2 separate regions of the Homo sapiens genome follow, and region 1 is linked to region 2. A link is a contact called in ENCODE Hi-C or POLR2A ChIA-PET data. All regions are on one chromosome and are shown on one strand. Each heading gives the region's core, a stretch centred on a gene start or an enhancer-like site at or near the end of the contact. The rest is flanking DNA. Distances are from core to core; before and after follow the strand shown.

Region 1 (3,675 bases), core at 295-2,794, 370 kb before region 2:
TGGGTGTGGTCATGCTTAAGGACAGAGGAAGCACGCAGTGGCATTCACTTTTGCCCTGGAGGTTATCTGAGCAGAGAGAATATCTCACAAACTAATGCCAAGGCCACTTCTCTATTGTCTATGGGTTAATGCCAGCCCTGTTAGGGACTATCCAGTGAATTAAAAAAGCCCTGCCAACCCCAGGCGAGGGTTGGGAAGCAGTGTTAGTAGCACCTGGGGGTCTGGGGATGACTCATCGCACAGGTATCATTAACCCCCATTCATTCACTCGTTAATGAAGAAATAAGAGCAGGAATTTGGCAGAGGGACAGTTCTAGACTCAAGTCCATCTCTCACTCTAACTGGCTCAGTGATCTTAAGCAGGCATCTAACTTTTTTGAGCCTCCGTTTCTTTACCATTTCTATAAAATGGTAATAATAACACCTTGGAGGCTGGTTTTACGAGTTAAATATGATCATATACATTAAGCATATGTATAGTAACTGGTACAGCTTAGAGATTAAGGCATGCTAATTCCCTTTCTTCTTCTCTACAAACATTTGGAGGAGCTACTGACTACAAGGCATTATGCCAGGCAGGGAGGAAACAAAGGTAAATCCATTGTACACGGATTATGTCCTCTGGGAGCCTGCAGCCCAGTAATGGAGGAGATAAAGTCAATGGTAAGTGCACAGATAGTTACAACACAAGACAGAGAGCGTGAGGTACCATGAGAGGTGGAACCAAGATTGCAACGGGAAGGCCATGTCTATGCCCTATGTGTCTGCTTGTGAACTGACCTTCTTCATGGTTGGCAGTGCCCCTTACTGGATTAAAGGATGTTCTATGTTGTTTGTTACAACATGTTGGTGTCTTTAATTTGGAAGTTAAAAGAAAAAATAACAGAAAGGAGTTTTTGCTTCTATGAGGAAGGGGTACTTTATCAAAATTACCCAACACCATCCCTGAACTACGGGTGAGGACAAACCTGGCTCCCCCAATCTTTGCTGGAGAGCCGAAGCCTCTTCGGGTCCCATTGGGTCCAAGTGCAGCAGAACCTGGCTCTTTGGATCAGCGACATTAATCTGCTTTGTTTTATCTGCGGTGTCACAAAGTTTAGTTGAATGATCTGATAGAAAGTACAAACCGGCCGGGTGCAGTGGCTCACACCTCTAATCCTAGCACTTTGGGAGGCCGAGGTGGGCGGATTGCCTGAGCTCAGGGTTTTGAGACCAGCCTGAGCAACATGGTGAAACCCCCTCTCTACTAAAAGACAAGAGAAACTAGCCGGGCATGGCGGCGTGTGCCTGTAGTCCCAGCTACTCAGGAGGCTGAGGCAGGAGAATTACTTGAAACCGGGAGGCGGAGGTTGCAGTGAGCCGAGATCGCACCACTGCACCACTCCAGCCTGGGCAACAGAGCGAGACTCCGTCTCTAAAAAAAAAAGAAAGTACAAACCACAGCCTGACTCTGAGAATAACTGGGAGGAATCCCCTGCTGTCACACACTGGGAATCAGAGCGGCACATCCTGCCCTTGCAGGGCCCTGAGGCTCTAAAAGCAACATGTTCCAATTGGAAGCATATATTCTGCAAGGGTTTGTCTCCAGGCAGCGCTACAGCCTCCTCTTCTGGCACCATAGAGACTGTTGCTTCTGTCAGGATTTCTGGCACCAGCAAAAGTGAAAGGGAACAGGACCAACTACGCTTCCCTGAGCAAGGTGGATCTTCTGGGCAGCACCTTGGTGAGAATACACACCACTGAGCAGCCTAGACTGGTGCTGATTAGGTGAAGGGTGGGCGGCCAGAAGGACAGATTTTCATGTGTGTGTGTGTGTGTGTGTGTGTGTGTGTGAGTGAGAAACATAACTCAATGCTTCATCTCCCCTGCCTACATTACATTCACACTTTGTGAATCTGACAGCCTGTGGGTTTGGGCTGTATTTGCAGCTTTATTAGGCATTGCAGCAACTGAACAGGCTTTTCTTCTTCTTCCTTTTTTTTTTTTTTCTTTGAAACTACAGTTTCCCCTAGCTTGTGTTAAAATTCTCAGACTTTTCTTTTTTTAACCCCCTCCCCTTTTTAAAAGTTGTGAAATATGGTAGAGTGACTGAAAAGATTAGAGAATAAATGTACAGCAGAATGAAGGGAACACCCTGATGACTATCATTCTGATCAAGAATAGAGCATCTCTAGCTCCCAGAACACATCCCTCCTCCATACACCCCTTCCCTGTCACACCCCCACTCTGCCCCGATTTTACTTTTTCTTCCATTTAAAGATGTGTATGTATGTATGTATTTATTTATATTTATTATTATTTTTTTAAAGTGGAGATTCGCTTTTTGCCCAGGCTGGAGTGCAATGGCATGATCTCGACTCACTGCAACCTCCACCTCCTGGGTCCAAATGATTCTTCTCCCTCAGCCTCCTGAGTAGCTGGGTTTACAGGCACGCACCACCATGTCCGGCTAATTTTGTATTTTTGGTAGAGATGGGGTTTCACCATGTTGGCCAGGCTGGTCTCGAAGTCCTGACCTCAGGTGATCCACCCCCCTCAGCCTCCCAAAGTGCTGGGATTACAGTCATGAGCCACTGTGCCCGGCCTTGAATTTTTTATACAGTTAAAATGCATGTCCATTTTTGGGAAAAAATACATAAAATACAGACTATTGATGAAAAATATATCACCCATGATTTTTCCTTGCCCAGGGTCATGTTAACATTTTGTGAAATATCCTACAACACATTTAAATATGTATTTATGCTTTCTATAATTAAAAATGGACCACATGAGAAATGTTTTCAATAATATTTGGTGAAAATATTTGCATCTCCATATAGCTCTGCTGCAAGGTATTTGGTAAGATCCAAATATCTGGGTGTGCTACTAGAAACCATTTTTATAAATAATGTTGAAATGAACAGGTTTGTGTATAGATCTTGAAGTACCCAGCTGATAACTTCCTTGAGATCAAAAGGAAATTCGTGGATCAACCAGCGTGCATTTTTATAAGACATTTAATTCACATTGCCAACTTGCTGTATGAGCCCATTTATATAAATTTCAAAACACTCAAGGCTAAATTACAGTGTTTCTAGGTGAATAGTTAGGTTACAAAAGTAATGGAAATGATGTACCAATTCACCCTCCCACTAGAATTGTACAAGAATGCCTCTTTTCCTACATCTTTGCTAACATTGGGTATCATTAATTTTTTTTCACAGAAAGTCTTTTAGTTTCTTCTGAAGGAGTGAAGCCCTTGTCCTCCCTGATTTTAATGTAATTGTTTCTTTGCTTCTCTTTTATGCTTTTGCTGCCTAACTATTCACCCTAGAAACATTATAATTTAGTCTTGCATGTTTTTAAATTTATATAAATGAGATTATGTAGCATTTATTATTTTACTCCTGGCTTCTTTCATCCATTATTATGCCTGTTAAATACATCTATGTGGTCACATGGAGCTGTGTCATGTCCATTTTCATGGATATATATTATTCCATTGTTAGAACACCCAGCAATGTATTCATTCTATTGTTGCTGGACATTTTAGCTGTTTCTAGCTTTTGACTCCTATCAAGAATGCTGCTGAGAACCTTCTTATACAGGTTTCCTGTGCACAAGCTTTTTTTAAAAGGACAGCTGTGATTCCACTTTATGTCACTGGGAACTGGAGCCTTTTGGTAACAATGA
Region 2 (3,800 bases), core at 1,085-3,584:
TAATAATCACTTATGGCTTATTTAAGGTTCTAGTCATAACATTCTTTTTACATACATATATTAATGTTATTAAAATTCAGGGGCATGAATATCTAATTTGCTTTCCTAACAACGAGTATGCAAGCACAGTAATTTTATTTGTGAAAGGCCAGAATTGGGTATTTCCACCTTGTGGCATCATTGTACCCCCATGGACACTGAGAAACACAATGAGACCTCTCCCCATCAGACACTTGATACATACCTCAGCCAAGAGCGCTCCTCGCCTGGAGTGGGAGACATCTTTGAAACAAAAAGAGTCGGTTTACAGTAAGTTCTCCTGATAAGCTAAAATGGATTAGTTTTTTAAAACCATGTCCCACATCAAGTCTCTTGCCCCACTATGGTAACTGCCATTGTGCCTACAAATAAGTGCCTGTAGTATGCAATGTTTAAAATTCTGGAGGTGCATGTCTTCTGCTCATGTATGGATATAATCTGAAAGTAATTTGTCTCACTTAAGAAACTATAAATGGCCTTTTATTTTTATAAAATTGCTCTTAACTGAGTTAGAGAGCGGGGGAGGGGGAGGAGTACCAGGGAAAAAAAGGACAGAGAAAAATCAATTAGTGTATCTTCCCTTGCAAACTGTCAGTAGGGTAGGATTAGAAAAGCAACACTTTAAATCACATAAAGTCCTATGGGAACCTTAAAGGTTGGTTGCTCTGAGCTTCTCAATATTCTGCAAAATAGATTGATGTCAGTGGTGACCCCACTAATACTCAGTGTCCGCTAAGCTTCCTCTAAGAAATTGCATTTCCCCCATTGTTCAAAAGATATTAACTTGGTAATAAAAATGAGGAGAAGTTATGGGACCCACAGAGATATCTTTCAACACCTTTAAAACCAGTAAATCTGTTCTAATCTCTTATTGGATTACATGCCCGAGGAGGCTTACTATATCAGGAAATCAACAACAAAGGCAAGAATAGCACTTATTTGGAGGAAAATAAAAAAAGATGGGAGGCAAAATGATTAATACGTTACTAAACATTTCTTTTGTTTTTTTATCTGTTCAATTTTAAATATCTGAGAGACAATCTATTAAAATCAGAAACATGCATGTTGCTTTTAAACTTCCAAATGACCAAATGACAGTTTCTCATGTCTATTACAGCAAACATATTTTTATTTGAGAGGTGATCCGTTTATGATTTGTAAGCCTTAACAAGAAATGTCTTTTAAAAATGCAACATTAACTTTAGTCATCTAACAGCTAGTTCTGAGTTAAACGGTTCCATCAACATTCAATTTTAGGTATTAGTTACATGGACATTTGTTTTTCCTCAAAGAGAAGTGGTTCCTGTAGCTTTTTATCAAAAGTTTATTATTTGACATACATCTCTTTATATGACATTTACTATTTTACATTAGTCAGTTTCTAGGCTTGCAGCAGAGATCGATGTATTTCCCTGGGAAGACTTAGCTGCTAACATGGTTTATAGGCATTCAGCACCAACTCAAGCGCCCGTTTTTCAAACATGCACAATTACCCATTTTCTACAAACAGACATCAGTGCATACAGAGCCAGGTGCACACACATTCAATAAATAGTAAATGGTAGAAATCTCCAGAAGTAGAACAGATCACAGTTAACAGGCTGGGGCCATACAGCTAAGTAAACACCGACGCACGATTCGCTCACACGGAATAAGAACTCCACGAAGGACACTTGGGGACCACACTGGTCGTACCCGAGGGGGCGGGAGGCGGAAAAAGTATTTCCAAACGCAACTCTGCCAGGTCTTACCCTTCGCATCCCCTGGTCCTCGGGACAGAAGCTCCCTTGGCACCTCTCGCCCAGCTCAGGGGCTGGTTGTCCGCTAGAACGAAATATCCCCCACTGACTACGGAGAGCTCTGCAGGGAGCCGAGGCCCCCGCCCGGGCCAAGGGAAGGCGCTGGCGCCGCGGGAGACAAGAAGAGGCGGAGGCGGAAAAGAAGTGGAGAAGGAAGGGGTGGCAGAGGGAGTAGCGTGCGGGAGGCGGCGCCGGCGCCGGGCTGCTGGCGAGGCGGGGTGGGGTGGAGTGGGGTGTGCCTCCGGCGGGCGGTCAGCAAGTCAGTCCGTCCGAGCGCCGGCGTCCCGGTCTCCAGCGCCCGCCCGCGACAGCGACCGGGACTGGCGCCCCGCTGCTCCGACCGCCGGCGAGCCTCGCCCCTTCCCAGGCTCTTCACTGGGTCCTCCCGCGAGCCCCGCCTGGCCCGGCGTGGGGCCGCCCGTCTCCGCCAGCCCGGGCGCCCGTCGCCTCGTCCCGCTCGCGCAGTCCCTGCCGCTCCCTCCGCTCGCGCTGTCTCTGGCTCCCTCTCGCTCCAGTCCCATTTATGAAGCGCGGTCCCATCACGTGTTAATGAGCCTTTGTCCTGCCCTGGCAGCGGCGGCGGCACAGACCCCGCCGAGGGAACTGCGCGGGGAGGGACCTGAGCGCAGCGCCCGTAGCCCCAAACTTTGCTTGGGGCGGGGGACCCGCCGCGGCGCCAGCCCTGGGGCCAGAGGGGACAAGCCTCTTCGGCCCGCGTCACCTACTTCTCCTCTTCCTCCTCCTCCTCCGCCGCCGCGCTCCCGGAGGCCCCCGCTGCCATGACCTCGCTGTGCTCCCGGATACCCTCACACCCTGACCAGGCCAAGAAGGGGCTGGTGCATGCGCCGCCCACGACCTCGGGGCCATTAATCACACGCTCCCGGGCAGCGCGCATCGCCAACACCTTCCGCGGGGGTCACGTCTGGGGCAGCGGGCTGAGCCGGAAGGGGAAGGGGAGCGGGAGCCCAGAGGCCGAGGCGCGCCGGGCCCGGGGGTGCGGTCTCGCGCCCCCTCCCTCCGCGCAAGGCCGCTCCCGTGGCAGGCGGCAGCGAGCTGGGCCCGGGGCCGGGCTGAGCTTTGGGACCGCGCTGCGCAGCCCCCGAGCCGTTCGCTACCTGGCTGCGGTCGCGCGGCCACCTGTCCTCCGCCCTCGGGGCGCCGCCCAGCTTCGCGCCAGGCGCCTTCTCCAGCGCCCGCCGCCCTTTCCCGGCGAGACCACTCGGGCGCGCCCCGCCCGCCGGTCCCCGATGCAAACAGTTGGGCTCCGTAGGCGGCTGGCTCCGCGCCTCCCGGCCCGGCGCGCCCCCTCCCCGGCCACCCGGGGCCCCGCTCCTCGCACCTTTTCGCTGGAGGAGGACGCCCCACTCCAGGGCCGGACTGGGGGCTCTGGGACTCGGGGGCGGCAGCGGCGGGCGCCTGGGGAGCCGCGGTGTGCTCAGCAGCCGCGGCAGGAATTAGGGGACATGCTCGTTAATTGTTTCCACTATCAGCCGCCGTCTGCCTCCTGTGTGCACGGATCAAACCTTAATTGGTCTTTACATTTATCATGGTGAATTGCGAACCTCCAAACAAGCCTGGGCCGCCGCTTCTGCCGAGGAGGCGCTCCCCTCCCCTCCGCCCCCGGGGCCCTGCAGGGTGTGCGGCGGCGGTCGTGGTTATTTAGACATCTTTATCTCTCGTGAGTTGGATCGGGAGAGGATCGCACGGTTTCCACCTGACGGAGCCACGTCACGTCGGCCACAAGGGCCCCGTGCTGGGCGCTGGGTTCGGTTCCCGGCCGTCCTCTTGTGGCCGCCTTGGCGTTCATTTTATGACACCTTGCCGGTGTTCCCAGACATCATCCCGCACCGCTCCGTTTTACCGACCTCCAGGTCTTCCCGCCCCTGATCAGACCCCAACAGCAACCGTACTATATCTGGACCCTATATTTGAACTACGTGGTGAGAATCTGTGAAAGCGAGC

The links. A loop is a pair of places that touch in the nucleus more often than their neighbours do. ChIA-PET counts read pairs that join two places held with the same protein, here RNA polymerase II (POLR2A). Pooled maps may share reads with other maps.
Region 1: a map with no recorded cell type shows a loop between it and region 2 (4-fold over the local background). The contact joins the enhancer-like site here to the promoter of CNR1 in region 2. A Hi-C loop is called at or near these places in 2 of 37 single-sample maps with no recorded cell type and 4 of 50 pooled maps. POLR2A ChIA-PET finds 5 or more read pairs at or near these places in 2 of 52 experiments (B cell and OCI-LY7).

Annotation. Positions count from the first base shown.
Region 1 is chr6:87,795,108-87,798,782 of GRCh38, forward strand. All of the region lies in intron 2 of LOC101928911 (a long non-coding RNA gene), which reads left to right. Among named protein-coding and RNA genes, the nearest start is that of AKIRIN2, 95 kb to the left of the region's middle. RefSeq lists enhancers at 764-1,265, 1,266-1,765, 1,720-1,819, 3,617-3,675. Within about 2 kb of position 1,545, at least 5 of the 41 ENCODE cell types and tissues checked have a DNase peak (open chromatin) inside an H3K27ac peak, as active enhancers do; they include OCI-LY7, where a contact is called at or near this core.
Region 2 is chr6:88,164,013-88,167,812 of GRCh38, forward strand. CNR1 (cannabinoid receptor 1) reads right to left here and starts at 2,335. Exons shown (of 2, transcript NM_016083.6): 1 at 1,791-2,335. RefSeq lists silencers at 2,012-2,691, 2,752-3,191, 3,262-3,461.